Linked DNA regions of Mus musculus: region 2 is linked to region 1. A link is a loop called in an ENCODE intact Hi-C map of the cell type or tissue named here. Cell type or tissue: gastrocnemius. All regions are shown on one strand.

Region 1 (8,000 bases):
GCTAGAATTGATAACAGCAGTGCCCTGCTCCTACATGAGGGATAGTCTTTAGACCAACACAGGAGATGGGGCCTCCTTAGACTCCACTTCCTCATCTGTAGCTGGACCTTGGGATGAGGCAGTGGTAACACATCACTGCTGTGGCCTCAGGCCATGCCACAAAGGCTGCACATGGCCCCAGATTCAACAGTCTCTGGAACACATCTGCGCAAGTGGCCCACCTGGCCTGATCACTTAGGTCAATGCCAATACCAGACAGAAATATTTAAATGAGATTTAGTTTAAGCTGAAATTCACAACATGTTTCCACACATATTAGGTAACTTGGTCTCCACAGCCCCAGGTTTATCAAACATTGTATTCTAAAAGTAAAATAAATTTTAGACCAAATGTTAAGTCACAGTTAACAAAGATATCACCGCGTCAAACTTGCTGTTGGTTTCCTCTTTATACCACTAGGCTTCAAGTTGCAAAAAACAAAGATGTTTACTTTTTCTGTGTATCCTAAGAACAATTTTTAAAGAACAATGAAGACTTTCTGAACGGTGAACTTTTTTTATCTGTCCCAACAGAGAGGCACAACAGTGCTCAATTCTCTATGGCCTCTCTCAACCTCACAGTGCATCAGACCTTCCAGCTGAGTTTACAGGCTTGGGATGTGCTCTTCCTTGGCCCATAAGCAGCTGTCTACCTACCAAGGAAGGCAAAGGGACCTGGCGAACTGTGAAAGTGTCAGAAACTTACAGGACGAGCAGACAGAGCCAGTGACACGTGGTCCTGAGGCCAGAACTTCTTTGGCATTATTACAATCTGCGTTGTCCAAAAAACAGCCTGAACCCACACAGGTTCTTAACACTACAGAAAGGTGGGTACGCTTTTAACAGACCCTTCATTTCTCAGGGTCTTTCCCCATGCTAAACAGAATAAGGACAGAAGAATATACTAAGTGGGTTTTCACAGACACCAAATGGTAGAAAACTGAGGGGCCATTTGTAAAGCACACATCTATGCATCTGAGCTGATCACCTTAGCTAGGCCGTGCATCCACAGGGGGTGTTCAACTTAACTGACAGAATACACTGCTTTCTGGACCTTTCAAAATTGTGTGTGTGTGTGTGTGTGTGTGTGTGTGTGTGTGTGAACAACTGAAACACACTGCCATATATGAAGGTCAGAGGACAACTTGTGGGATTCAGTTTTCTCCTTTTACCATGTGAGTCCCTGGGGATTGAACCCAGGTTGTTCGGATTGGTAGCCAGCACCGCTTGCTGAGCCATCTCTCTGCCCCCTTTTCCATCAGTGTGACCTTCTGCATATCTATAGAGTATACCACATCCTAGGGGTCTTAGGAATGTTATTCACACACACACAGGTCTTAGGAATGTTATTCACACACACACACACACACACACAAAATTACTTTTACTGCCCCCAACATATGTGCATCTTGCTCACCACAGTATTTGAGGCCTTTCCACAGCCTAGTTCAGTTCTCCTTGCTGAATCAGCACACAGGCTTCTGTAACACCCAGGTCCCTCCAACTCCTCTATAAATGGCACATAGAGTTTGCTCACAGAGACGAAGAGACAAGAGCAACAGCTCAGAGACAAGGGACAGCATAATAAACTTGGCGTTATGAGAAAATAGATGATAAAAACACATCTGGTGGGAAGGTAATACTTCTGTAATTTCTGTTCCTGTTAGCTAGATTTTTGCAGAATACCAGAAAAAAAAATGAACTTTTATTCAATTTCTCTCATCATTAAGTTTAAATACCCCTCTCCATTACCAGAATGATAATTGTGTTTGTCCAAAATCAGTGCTTTGCTCTCTGAGAACCGCTCTACTCTATTCAATTCTGAGCTGGAATTTAGCAACAGAAACTTTTTCAACAGCAGTTCCCTGGTGGTTTTAAGTCTGTCCCCGGACTTAAAAGGTCTCTTGATCATCACAGAGCCCTTTGCCTGTGTGTAACATACTAAGGCTGAGACAGAGCAATTCAACATGAAATCTGTGATATTTTTTTCTAACCACACACACAATTCCATATGGGCCTGCACTGAAGCAGGGACATCAATGTTCCATGAAATCTCTAGGTTAGTTGTCAACTTTCTCTTACACACTTCACTAGCAAAGCGGGTCACACGGTTTTGCTCTCTATGGACTCATCAACAACGTGGTCTGAGCACTGGGATGAGGATAGTTTAGTTGTTAGTCAGAAATGAAAGCCACCGTTAAAATCACAGACGACTGGACATGGAAGATGCGAGACCTGCAAAGGTCAAGATTTTCCGGCATCCCTCGGGTTTCAGAGCCAATCTATCTCAAAGCCTGGGCTGCGGGGGAATTGCGTCAGGCACTCCACCACCTAGGAACACCAAAATGCACAGAGCCCTCTTGAGTTGCTTTGGTCAACTCTACACTGATCTCAAATACCCTGATCCACACAGTACCAGACTCAAGGTAAAACGGGCAGGCGCCAGAGGCTACAAAACTTAGGACTCATGTAGCCTCCCAAAGCACTCCCACACCACGCGGCAACCCAGCTGCACCGACCGCACCCCTCCTCTAAAGCCTCTCTCTAGGAGTGACCCCGAATCCTGTGCACACAGGGGCACTAGAAAGAAATTCACTGAGGTTAACTTCAATCGCAGCAAGGACTCGCTCTCTGCAGTTGTTATGAAGTGCTAACATTTGGAGTCGATTTGATAGATTTTCATGACAACTGGACCAGTTTTCAAATAACTTCCCACAGCTGGCTCCGGTCTGGGGTGATGATGCACTGGACTGTAGCCGCACGCCCTGAGGCTCTACATGCCCACTCCAGGCGCAGCGGGGACCCGCATCCTGCGCGCTCCCGGGGAGGGCCTTTACCTCGAGGCGACTCAGACTGGAGCTCTTGGAGCGCGACTTCTTGCGCAGGTACACGGAGAAGAACCTGCGCACCGTGAACTTCTTCATGCTCAGCTCCATCGCCCCGCGCCCAGCTGCCAGGAGCCGCAGGGCCGGCGGGCGCGCATCCCCGGCACATCCCAGGCTAGGCAGCGCGCTGGCGGGCACGCGCGCCGGGGAGCCCGACGCGGCGGCCCTCGGCGCGGATGCGGGCTGCAAGCACAAAGGGCAGGCCGCACCGGCCACCGGGCCCGGGTCCCTGGATCACTCCCGCGGCGCCTTTGCCTCCGGCCAGGAGTACCAGCTCCCGGCAACCTGCCCCGCCCATAGACTACACCCAGCGTCGTTCCGACCAACCAGAGTGCGACGCTGCGCCACGCCTACACGCCCACCCACCAATCAGTGCCCGCAGCCAGAGCTCTTTTCCCCTTTAGTCGGAAAACCTACTCCGGACAGCCCCACCCTCACCCCGCCCACCACCGTACTCTCCAATTATCACCAGCCATCCTGCCCAGGGGCGTTGTCCCCGTGAACGCCTCCAATCAGCGCCGTTGCCTACTCCTCCCTCTCCTACAACTCCTGCCCTCAGAGAACAGTGGGGTGCAGTATCGCCCTGCCCACTGCCACGGCCGCCAATCAGCGCCCACGCCCGTTGTGAGCTTAATCAGTCGCTCCTGAGGCACGCTGCTCTTGTCCTGTCTCCCTGCCTCTTCTGTCCGAGCTGTTGTGTTCTTCTCCGAACACCTCTGTCCACTTGGACTCCACGCTTAGCATTTTGAATTTCTCTGCAAAGCAAAACTTTAATGACCTAGCATGCTAGAAAAGCGCCCACAAGCACTACACTCGGGTCACTCCTACAGCTGGTCCCTGCAACTCCTTGCTTATTGGGGAATCATTGGGAGAGGACCCCGCCTGCTTCGCAGTGTCAGCGGCCTTCCTCCTCTCGGTGAGGACGCCTCACGTGGTCGGGGCCAGCAGCTGAGAACAAAGGCTCACATCCGCTCTCTGTGACCTCGGGCTCCATTTATAGACAATTATCCTCACAGATGACTATCAGGGCCAGCAGCAGGAACATCCTGAGTCTCAGTCTGAGGAAGCAATCAGAGCCTGCTTTAACCTAAGTCCAAATGATCCTTCCTAGTCACACAAAAAGAAAGGCTGAGGTTAATAAAGTCTTATGCCCCGTGGCAGAATAGAAGCAGATTAGAGAAGAGCTGAGGGTAAGCCCAGTTCCTTTGGCCACTGGAGAAAACAGATTCACTCTCCTGCATGATATGCAGCCCACCGGGCAGTTCTCAACACTTTCCCACCCAGACTGGTGGTAGTCATAAAGGACACAGGAATCAAAAGATCCAACATGCTGGGAAACCCACGTCACATAAAACATCAAAGGGCTAATTTCACCTGGAGCAGGAGTCAGTCCCATCTAGAGCGGGCTTTTAGGAACTGCTATCCCTCTGGTGTGGGGCTCCAGAGATAGGCTGCATGCAGTGTAAGGGTTTGCAGCTTCAGTAGAGACAGTGTACACTGGCTTGTGACTTGTGACTTGACCTCAGCATCTCTCCCCGTGATGTCTTAGCTCCCAGAGGTGCCTTCTAAGGATGAAATCAGGAGAATGGGCTAAGATCGGGTCCTCTAAGCAAACCTTCTTGGCTACTCTTGGAATGTTTATTATTTTACACTGCCTGAGGGCAAGGCCTGGTCCTTTTTCAAGGAGACTTTAGCAATTAGAGTACCTAATCATAAACTCCTATGGAGAATTGGTTCCTAAGACTCCTGAATTGGCAAGGTCTTGGAGAGCTGAGGGCAGAGACCTCTGGCTCACATTCGTTAGTGGTCTCCCTGATCACTCTGCTATCACCCCCCCCAGGAAGCTGATCTTGGCTCTTTTTCTAGACTTGGGGACCCCCTGAGTTAACTAGGTTCAGAAGCTCACCCCTTCTGAAATTGCTTGCAATTAAGTAAGAAAATCTGGAGAGCAGAAAGTCTCCAAAACACTGGATATGAAGCTCAAAAGCAAGCAATGCAAGCTACATTTCAAAGCTAGGGTGGAGGAGGGCTGCAGCCAACAGCCAGGCAGTAATCTGATGTAGTTAGCCGAAGGGAGATTTAGGGAGAAGGTAAGAATGCCTCAAGCTGAGGAAAACATCGCAGCATCAGCTCTGTCTACCTAGAACCAGGCTGACTTCCTGTGGCTTTGGCACTTAGCTGAAGGCCATTCACCTGGAGAAGGAGTTCGGTAGCTGGAACCCACTGCAAAGCACAGAGCTGCTCTGCACAGGTTTACTAATCCAGGCAACTTCTTTGAAGATTTTAGTGTTTCCAGTCCCTCTCTGGATGTTACACCTGCCCTGGAGTTTGTCAGGGCACATCTATAGTCAATGCCGCACATCAAGCTACTGGCTTCCAATGCAACCTTCCTCCCCTTAAGACAGCAGGAGTGCAGAGGACTGGAGGGCGATGCCTCAGAAACAACCAGGTAAAGCCCCATGGAGATAAGAAGAAAGCAGACTGGCCAACTGGTCGACTACACCTTCACATGCCTGTGTGTGTCCCCAGCTCAGGAAACTAAGAGGGAAAGGGGGTGGGGGGTGCACAACCCTGAGGGAAAAGCAGAAATGAACAGTGCATCTCAACTAGGAGAGACAGGTAGAAGAAGATTCATGACTCATGGTGTAGGAAAGCCAAGAGAGAGCAGTGACATAGGAGGAGGGGGAGGGGGAGGAGGAAGAGTACACGGAAGAGAAACCATTACATGTAGAGAGAGTATCGAGTATCGTGTGTGTTGTATGGATACATTACCTGTCAATTAAAAACTATGGCCTACAAGAGAGGGTAGATTAGAAGGTCCAAAAGGCAGAAAGAATTCTGGGATAGAACTAGGCATGGGAGGAGTCGCTGGAGGTATTGAGGAGAACAGATGCATGGGACCTGAGCAGAGGTAACCAGTCATGTGGCAGAATGTGGATTAGTTTAAGTAGGTTATGTTAAGTTATGAGCTAGTCAGGGAATGAGCCTGGCTATGTGGCCTAGGTATGTGCAAATATTTTTTTGAGTCTGAGTCATTATTCCAGGAGCTTTGGAACAGAAGGAAAAACAGCCTGTCATATACCAAGGAAGGGAAACCAGTCCATTGTATACCAATTCCATTCACGGAGTGAGAGCATAAAGGAGAAGCCGAGCAGAGGAGGGGGCTCTTCTGTCTCTGGATGCTAGCGTGATTTTAGAGCCTCGCAGCTATCCTGGGAGCACGAGGGATCCAGCTGTCGGGTGAAACATGATGTGGATAAACACTAGGAAATGCAGGTTCTCTACGCATCCTGCTAAGCTGCTGCATCAACCAACTCTGCAGCCAACCTTCTTTGAGAACTATTTGCATGGGGAAAAAAAGAACTCTCTCTACTGACTAAATTTTCTCTTCTTCAACTGAAGGAACAGTATTTTGAAAATATTAAACAGAGCTTTCATTATTAACTCAGTTGGTTTATCTAGATAGGTCCAGTTATGAAGCCCAAATTTTTGTGAAAATTGTTTAAGGTTATTTCAATGGCCGTGATACTGATAGACTATTGTGGGAGAAAATGCAGTGGGATTGTGACTCGCCGTAGCTTTAGGACAGAATTCATCGATGTGAATTCACCCCCAGGCAGGACATGGATTGGTCTTGTGCCTCAGCACTGTGTTCTCTCCAGAGAACCACAGTAGTCTGTGGCTTGGAGGCACATGCCAGCGTCTGAGAAAGACTAGCGCACTCCTGGTCCCTCTGGAAGTGGAAAGAGCAAAGGGGGTGGAGCATAGCTTCTCAGACCAGGTAAGGAGAGAGAAGGATGAAGAAAAAGAGCACCCTATACCCTAGGGTGGGAGACACTGGCGATCCTAGCCTCACTGTGTGTGGCCAAAGCAGGAGCTCAAGGAGTGACAGTTAGAGACATTTTTTTTTTCCCAAACAAAGGAGACATTATAAGAATCAGCGGATGGTACACACGGGAATACATCTTCACTTTAGGATGTTTTCTTGACAATGGGGTACAGTGTAGAAAATCCTTGGAAAGTGGAAACAATTTCTATAAGAGCTCTGTGACAACCTGGGGGGGTGACAGTGTCTGGGCAGAGAATATGTTACATTGTTCCAGAACGTAGGCAGGGAGTGTAGGAGGCCAGAGGGCAGCTCCTGGGCACTACGTCATCCCAAGCTCTGACTTCACGTTGTCCTCCACACATGGTAACTTCCCATGGCTCCCTACAACACCACAGCTTCCGTGTCACCTGTGTGCCATCCAAAGTAACTGGGCTGTGGAAAACCAAACCCCTGCGACTTCCAAGGGAGGGGAAAACACAACTCCCGCCCGGGCAGGCCCTTTTGTTACGGTTTGGGATGACTTTCACACTTAAATATCGAGCGTCCTTAAAGATGTAGAAAATAATATCTAATAACCAAGGACTAATGGGGACAATTTAAAAATGAAATTGAACTACGGGGAAAATGAAATCAAAATTTAAATAAGACCCGTGGTCGCAAAAAAACAATTGTAGTTATACCAAGACCCAGCTGCCTCTGTGTGAACGCCTGTGTATTCGGAGTTTATTTCTGTGATTCCCAAATTATTAATCAGTTCTCTCCTGCATACATCTGAATGTGACTTAAGGAGAAGAAGCATGGTGACTAAGAGCGAGCGACAGCTGCTACTGGGAGCTGCAGTGTCATCATCCTGTCTCCATTGATTGCGGCTGTGCCCCACCCAGTGCCAAGCCTGGAGACACAGGGGAAAGGTAGCCTAGGCTATGCTCACAAGGTATATCTGCATGGTGGGGAAAGCCCTGGGGGCCTCAGAAAAAGTTTCTGGTTCAGTTGAGAAGCAAGAGGCAGCCTCTGTGTTCACCCCAGAAGACAAGGTCATGTTGGCTGATTGACAGTGAAGACACGCTAAAGAGCCAGAAAGTACCAAAGACCCAAAATCCCAAAGACCATGCTGTCTGCTGAGCTTACATAGCAGGTGCTGTGTGGAGGGAAGAGGGCAGAGCTTCCCAAGGCAGACTTTGGTCAGACTTTGCACATGGGGACTTTGAGGAGCCCATCCTGGCAAATCCAACCAAGAGCATCTTCAGC
Region 2 (8,000 bases), 53 kb before region 1:
AACACCACCACTTCTGCTCAAATTCCTGGCCCAAGAAAGACCCATCCAGAGCCATCAGGACAACAGGAACCAAAGAACAGCTGGGGACAGGATCCTTCCAGTTTCTAGCTGCACCCCAGAGCTTACTATGAGCCATAGCTCTCCATATACAAATTCCTACCAGAGAGAACTGGTCTCCCAGGAGTACTGATACCAGCTTACAGGAGGGACAAGCCACAGTCAGAGACAGAAAGACTAGCTAACATCACAATTAACCAGATGGCTAGAGGCAAAGGCAAGAACGTAAGCAACAGAACCCAAGGCTACTTGGCATCATCAGAACCCAGTTCTCCCACTGCAGCCAGCCCTGGATATTCCAACACACCAGAAAAAGCAAGACTCTGATTTAAGATCACATCTCATGATGGTGATAGGGGACTTTAAGAAGGACATAAATAACTCCCTTAAAGAAATACAGGAGAACACAGGAAAACAGCTAGAAGTCCTTAAAGAGGAAACACAAAAACCCTTTAAAGAACTACAGGAAAACACAGCCAGACAGATGAAGGAATTGAACAAAACCTTTCAGGATCTAAAAATGGAAATAGAAACAATAAAGAAATCACAAAGGGAGACAACCCTGGAGAAAGAAAACCTAGGAAAGAGATCAGGAGTCACAGATGCAAGCATCACCAACAGAATACAAGAGATAGAAGAGAGAATCTCAGGTGCAGAAGATACCATAGAAAACATCGACACAACAGTCAAAGAAAATGCAAAATGCAAAAAGCTCCTAACCCAAAACATCCAGGACCCAATGAGATCACCAAACCTAAGGATAATAGGTATAGAAGAAAAAAAAAAATAGGTATAGAAGAGAACAAAGATTCCCAAGTAAAAGGGCCAGTAAATATCTTCAACAAAATGATAGAAGAAAAAGCCCCTAACCTAAAGAAAGAGATGCACATGAGCATACTAGAGGCCTACAAAACTCCAACTAAATTGGACAAGAAAAGAAATCTCTCCCCTCACATAACAGTCAAAACACCAAATGCACAAAACCAAGAAAGAATATTAAAAGCAGTAAGGGAAAAAGGTCAAGTAATATATGAAGGCAGACCTATCAGAATTACACCAGACTTCTCACCAGAGACTATGAAAGCTAGAATATCCTGGACAGATGTTATACAGACCCTAAGAGAAAACAAATGCCAGCCCAGAAAAACTCTCAATTACCATAGATGGACAAACCAAGATATGCCATGACAAAAACAAATTAATACAGTATCTTTCCACAAATCCAGTACTACAAAAGATAATAGATGGAAAACACCAACACAAGGAGGGAAACTACACCCTAGAAAAAAACCAAGAAAGTAATCTTCTTTCAACAAACCGAAAAGAAAAATAGCCACACAAACATAAAAATAACATCAAAAAATAACAAGAAGTAACAATCATTATTCCTTAATATTGCTTAACATCAATGGACTCAATTCCCCAATAAAAAAGACATAGAATAACAGACTGGATATGTAAACAGGACCCAGCATTTTGCTGCATACAGGAAATGTACCTCAGTGTCAAAGACAGACACTACCTCAGAGTAAAGGGCTGGAAAACAATTTTCCAAGCAAATGGTTCCAAGAAACAAGCTGGAGTAGCCATTCTAATATCAAATAAAATCAGCTTTCAACCAAAAGTTATCAAAAAGAATAAGGAAGGACACTTCATACTCATCAAAAGAAAAATCTACCAAGAAGAACTCTCAGTTCTGAACATCTATGCTCCAAGTGCAAGGGCAACCACATTCATAAAAGAAACTTTACTAGAGCTCAAAGCACACATTGCACCTCACACAATAATAGTGGGAGACTTCAACACCCCACTGTCATCAATGGACAAATCCTGGAAACAGAAACTAAACAGAGACACAGTGAAACTAACAGAAATTATGGACCAAGTGGATTTAACAGATATCTTTAGAATATTTCATCATAACACAAAAGAATATACCATATAATCGGTCACAAAACAGGCCTCAACAGATAGAACAAGATTGAAATAATCCCATACATCCTATTAGATCACCACAGGCTAAGGCTGGTCTTCAATAGCAACAAAAACAACAGGAAGCCTACATACACATGAAAGATCAACAATGCCCTACTCAATGATAACTTGGTCAAGGAAGAAATAAATAAATTAAAGACTTTTGAGAATTTAATGAAAATGAAGGTACAACATACCCAAACTTATAGGACACAATGAAAGCACTGCTAAGAGGAAACCTCGGCTCTGAGAGAGCAAACACTAGCAGCTTGATAGTACACCTGAAAGCTCTAGAATAAAAAGAAACAAATATACTCAAGAGGAGTAGACTGCAGGAAATAATCAACTCAGGGCTGAAATCAACCAAGTAGAAACAAAAAGAACTATACAAAGAATCAACAAAACCAGGAGCTGGTTCTTTGAGAAAATCAACAAGATAGGTGAACCCTTAGCCAGACTAACCAGGGGGCACAGAGAGACTATCCAAATTAACAAATCAGAAATGAAAAGGGAGACATAACAACAGAAACTGAGGAAATTTTAAAAATCATCAGATCCTACTACAAAAGCCTATCTTCAACAAAACTGGAAAATCTGGATGAAATAGACAATTTTCTAGACAGATACCAAATATCAAAGTTAAATCAGGATCAGATAAACCATCTAAACAGTCCCAGAACCCCTAAAGAAGTAGAAGCAGTCAAACAGTCATTAAAAGTCCCCCACCCCCCCCAAAAAAGAACTGCTCAGGATCAGATATGTTTAGTGCAGAATTCTATCAGACCCTCAAAGACCTAATACCAATACTCTTCAAACTATTCCCCAAAATAGAAACAGAAGGAACACTACCCAGTTCATTCTATGAAGCCACAGTTAAACTGCGTATTCTCCCTTGGAGATGGAAGGACTTCTGTCTAATCAGGAACCTGTCACAATTTCCTTTCGTAGAAGATTTCATAAGAGATTTTTTTTCTATTTCTATCATGCTTAATGCTCCAAATAGATTTTTTAAAACTGGTTGAGTGCATATTACTTTTAGCTTCAGGAGATATCATGTATATTTAAGAGGCATTTAACTATTATAAATTATTTTGATGACTTAAAATATGTCAATACTAAGTTGTATATTTTAAAATAAATTTTATTAGTTTAATAAAAAAAATAGAATGTTCAAAAAAAAAAAAAAGAGTAGAGCCCCAAAGATGGATTGTTAGACTTCTTCCTTTCTTGTTTTTATCTCCTTTATGGCTTTCTCGTGTTGTGCTGCTGCAGCTAAGGTTCTGGGTACTACATGGTCAGAGCGAGCATCCAGTCTCATTCCCAACTGTAGGGGAAGTGTTTATTTTTTTGCAGGTTAGAATGTTGGCTACAGATTTGTTGTATAAACCACATGTTCTTTCTCAGTTGCAGCTTTAGCCTATAACATGTGTGTGCATGTGTGCATATATACATCCATATAAATACATGCACATAGGAGTATAAAACGGAAAGGACAGTGAAGCTACACTCAGGGTACCTCAGCAACAGGGCTGCCTAAACAGGACCAGAACAACAAAGCAATAGACAACACTGTAGAAGGGTGGGAATCTCACAGAGCCCTGTCCCCTGACTACAGGTAGCTATGGACACGGGGGGGGGGGGGGGGGGGGTGAGGGAGCTGGTTGCACACAGGGAGGGGTTAATCTCATTCCAAACGGTCAGCCCTGAAATCACATGCACACAAAGGCCACTAGAAGGACTCTGCAGAGTGGATCTTTGCATTTGGGTACTTACTCATATACATAATATTAACAGTTATAAAGAGGTCTTGAATTAGAGAGGGAGTGAGGTGCTGTACATGGGAGTGGGGGTAAGAAAGGGAGGGGGATGACATAAATATATATTTGTTTGTTTGTTTTGTTTTTGTTTTTTCGAGACAAGGTTTTTCTGTATAGCCCTGGCTGTCCTGGAACTCACTCTGTAGACCAGGCTGGCCTCGAACTCAGAAATCCACCTGCCTCTGCCTTCCGAGTGCTGGGATCAAAGGCGTGTGCCACCATGCCCAGCTGACATAATTATATTTTAACTTTATTATAATATACTGAATAGAAAGGAGATCAAAGGAGGATAAATAATGGTATGGATGGGGGATATGAAAAGCTGACACACAGAATGTGTGTGTGTGTGTGTGTGTGTGTGTGTGTGTGTGTGTGTGTGTGTGAGAGAGAGAGAGAGAGAGGGAGGGAGGGAGGGAGGGAGGGAGGGAGGGAGGGAGGGAGAGACTGGCAGGCAGACAGACAGACAGACAGACTGCAGAGCAGTGACGGAAGGCTGGGTAGTAAAGATAACGGACAGGAAGGAGAGGAAAACCTAACCCGTGCCAGCTCCCTTGAGGACTCTACACCTGTCTTCCTTTGAGACATCTGAGTCCAGTCAGCCCTCTGCTCCTCTGCCCATCTGGAAGTTATGTCCTACCAGCCTGCTACTGGGTTAATTGTAACAACTGTGTAACTAACTGGTGGTGCCCAAAGCAATGAATTCCCTCTCTGTCTTTGACATTTCTCTCCAGAAATGTAAAGCCAATCAAGATGACCATTTGTCTCTCTATATAAGAAAACTGGATGCTACAATGCCCCCTCCCCAGATGTGCCTATTCCCAAGGCTCACCTACCATTATCCCACCCGGCTATACTAATTAGATCTCAGGACTGTGCTTTGGAAAACAGATAAGATTAAATGACCCTGCTGCAAGGAGAAAAGGGTGGAAACTAATGGCGTGACTGCTTTCTGGATGCAAGGGAAAAGGGTAGAAAAAGAAGCCTGGTGTTCTTAGACACATGGGAGTGTTAATATGTGGCAGGAAAGACCCCTCTGGATGCAGTGACAGAGTCTTCAATAAGGTGCATGGCGGTGTCCCACGTGCAGTGGGGGCAGCTGTGCCCTTATCTGGGGGCCAAGATGTTTACAGGAGAAAGAGAGCTGAGGTGGGCTTGGTATCAATCTTGGAAACTAAGGTGACCCAGCAGCCAGAGAGGGGGTTCAGCAGTCAAGAACGACTGACTGTTCTGTCTCTAGAGGGCCAGAGCTCAGTTCCCATCACCCACATCAGGCGGCTCATAACCACCCATGACTCCGGCTCCAGGAGATCCTACACACTCTTCTGTCCTCTGAGAGCACTTCCACCCACACTCACTGCATACATATACTCATGATGATTGATGATGGTGATGGTGATGGTGATGATAACGTAAAATCAAGGCTCAGTGTCAATCACAGACCTCTGAATGAAGTGTAACACACTTATCTCACTTTCCTGGCCTGAGATAAGGACCTTAGAGTCTGTTTTTTCCTTTCCAGCACAGCAGGGTAGCCACTTCTGCAAGTGTTTGCTGGGTGCACACTCTGCCTATGAAACCCTGGCAGGAGGTCTCCTGGGACATGGCTCCTGAGTGGCAGGCAACGAGAGGACTCTGGACTCTGTCTCTCCATCTCCATCCTTGGCTGTGTGTTCAGCTCCTGATAGAAGTGGACCTTCTTTGTGAAGAAGAAACTGTCAGAATGGGTGTGACGCTGCTGCCCTGCGGTCCACGGTGTTCACTAGCCCAGTGACTGTCAACAGCAGAACCCAGACCAAAGAAGCCACAGGCACCTTCAGAATTCAGTTTCTGAAACTGAAGAAAACTTTTGGGCAGAAACCTCATGGAAAGGAATCTAGTAAATTACTTTCTCGGTCCTTCCCTTCCTTTCTCCCGCGCTCCCTCCCTGTCTCCACTGCCTCCTCTTTCTTCTCCTTTTGTTGTAGTCTACTTAGCTATTTCACATTTTTTAAAAGATTATGACATATTGAGGGAAAAGAAAAATAAATGGATTTAGCTCCAAGCTTTCCAATGCAGCCTCCCCCCACCCCCCCCACATGTGCTATTGTCTATCCTTGCTTGGTCTGTCAGAGCTGGGAACCTGGCACAGAAGGAAGACTCACGTAGAACAAAGGAATTTACTGAAGCCCGCACAAACCAACAATTACAGGCTTCCAGTGACAGGCGCAAATGAAGGCTGTCAAGAGAGGGGACAAACTGACGCTGCATCCCTGGAGCTGCATCCCTGGGAGACTCACAACACAGTTAACTCCTGAGATCACATTTGCACTTCTCTAGGAACACCGTGCACCAAGAACTCAATGATCTGCAGCCAGGCCTACAGCAACCCTCTCTGTGACATCCTACAGGTGTGCTCCATTCCTAAGCTCCTAGTTCCCTGCATCCTGTGTCCTGGTTTGGAAGAAGCAGGCTAGCCTAGCAACACTCCCAGAAGCCACTGGGCTTCCCACCATGCATCTCAATGTCCATAGGTTCCGCCACAGGACGAGACGTGTGTTGCGCCAACTGTATATTCTCTGTTGTATCACTGTCTACCCAGCATCTACTCTGTAAGCACCTACAAGGGGTTCCTTGTGGGACAGTTTAAATGTTGGTCTCTGTAGAACACCCAGCTCAAGTCAGCATCCAGTGTTTGGTGTGCACACGACCTCACCACCCTTACGCCCTTCCTCTCTGTAGAATGAGAAGAGTTGAGAACTTTCTCTAACCCTGAAGCTATCATGTAATACATATTATATAATGTAATACATATAATATAATATAATATAATGTAATACATACATTTCTGAGTTTGAGGAAACTATATTGGAACAACCCCAAAAAGCCATCATCGCTTGAGGTCCGGCAAAATACTCAGTCACGTGTATCCAGATACAGATACACATGCCACAGAGAGATCACGCACCCTGTCCACCCCACGTGAGACACTGGGGATGGTCCACCGCTGGTCCTAAGATGCCAAAACATCATTTTTTTTTATCCTAGATAAAGCAGATTGCAGCTCATCCAGGGAGGGCGCCCATCTGGATTATCAGGTGAGAAGTCTGCTGACGTTTCCTGAACGCAAGGAACAGCAGGTCGGATTTTGGAGGCATACAGCAACAGTGCAGGAACCCTCAAAATCCTGACCCCTGAGCAGAGGCCTAACGTTGTCAGCAGTGATCTGGTGCCCAGGGCTCTACTAGCATGGACTCAATGGCTTCAGGGCCTTACTACAGCAACAGACATTAAAATAACTGCCTGTTAAACTCTTCCACATTGGACTGCTTGTGTGCTGTGGAGCCATCACCAAGCTCCTTGATCACTTACTAGTGGATACTTGTTTGGTTTGGCCTCTTAACACAAAGCAAGAAAAGTGGCTAGTTTAAGAGGAATGGCCAGCCTTGGCATGATCATGAGTGGCTGTTGGGACAGACCAGGAAGGAGCCTCAGAGCTAGGCCAGCTACAAGCGTGCTTCCAGTCAGAATGGTGACTCTCCCTCTCTGCTTTGCTCCAGACTTGGAGTGGCAGCTATCTATCTGCTACCGGTTGTCACGGTCTTCCTGTCACCAGACCTCTGGCTTACGCACGGCTAGAAGGCCCAGCACCTGAGCCGAGCCCTGCACGACTGTAAATGAACTTTGGCAAAAAGCCAAGGCACTTAAAAGAGAGAAGCAGCCTACCAGCAGCTGCTTCTGGAAGCTTCTGAATTGCCCTCTGTCTCGGAATGACAGCCTAGGGACAGTAGTGCAAATCCCTGCTGAGATCTGTGTAGGTATTCTTGGATCTTCCCCAGAACTCAGCCCCACTGCAACACACAGGGCTGGGCAGTCTTCTCACGGCTAACTGGGCTTCTTATCTCAGGATGTCTCCTCGGAAGACTATTCGAAACAGTGGCTGGCTGAGGGTGGGGTTAGGTTTATGGAACATTCTAGCACATCTCTAGGATTTGCTACTTATGGAGACAACCGATACAGCTCATGGGTTCAGTCTTCAGCCACTTCTTCCCAGAGCAACATGTTTTTCTTACTATATTTCCAGCTCTTAGAATAATGGTTACGCAGAAAAATTGCTGCCATGTCTTTCATATCAGGTTTTCACTAGATTGAGTACATTTTAACCTCATTTCAAGC

Evidence for each region. A loop is a pair of places that touch in the nucleus more often than their neighbours do. Peaks named below come from ENCODE experiments on the same cell type or tissue, not always from the same donor. Only the 100,000 strongest peaks of a DNase experiment are listed, where the experiment ranks them.
Region 2: it touches region 1 in a loop (4-fold over the local background); 3 of 42 quality-filtered maps call a loop at or near these places.

The regions. Positions count from the first base shown.
Region 1 is chr17:7,165,319-7,173,318 of GRCm38, reverse strand. It overlaps Rps6ka2 (ribosomal protein S6 kinase, polypeptide 2), which reads right to left and starts at 3,204. Exons shown (of 21, transcript NM_011299.4): 1 at 2,876-3,204. The coding sequence starts at 2,974. In gastrocnemius, no CTCF peak of the experiment used is centred here; DNase peaks (open chromatin) are centred at 2,541, 3,289, 3,412 and 3,812; H3K4me3 peaks cover 2,838 bases; H3K27ac peaks cover 4,962 bases.
Region 2 is chr17:7,218,806-7,226,805 of GRCm38, reverse strand. All of the region lies in intron 1 of Rps6ka2 (ribosomal protein S6 kinase, polypeptide 2), which reads right to left. Among named protein-coding and RNA genes, the nearest start is that of Rps6ka2, 53 kb to the right of the region's middle. In gastrocnemius, no CTCF peak of the experiment used is centred here; no DNase peak of the experiment used is centred here; H3K27ac peaks cover 1,110 bases.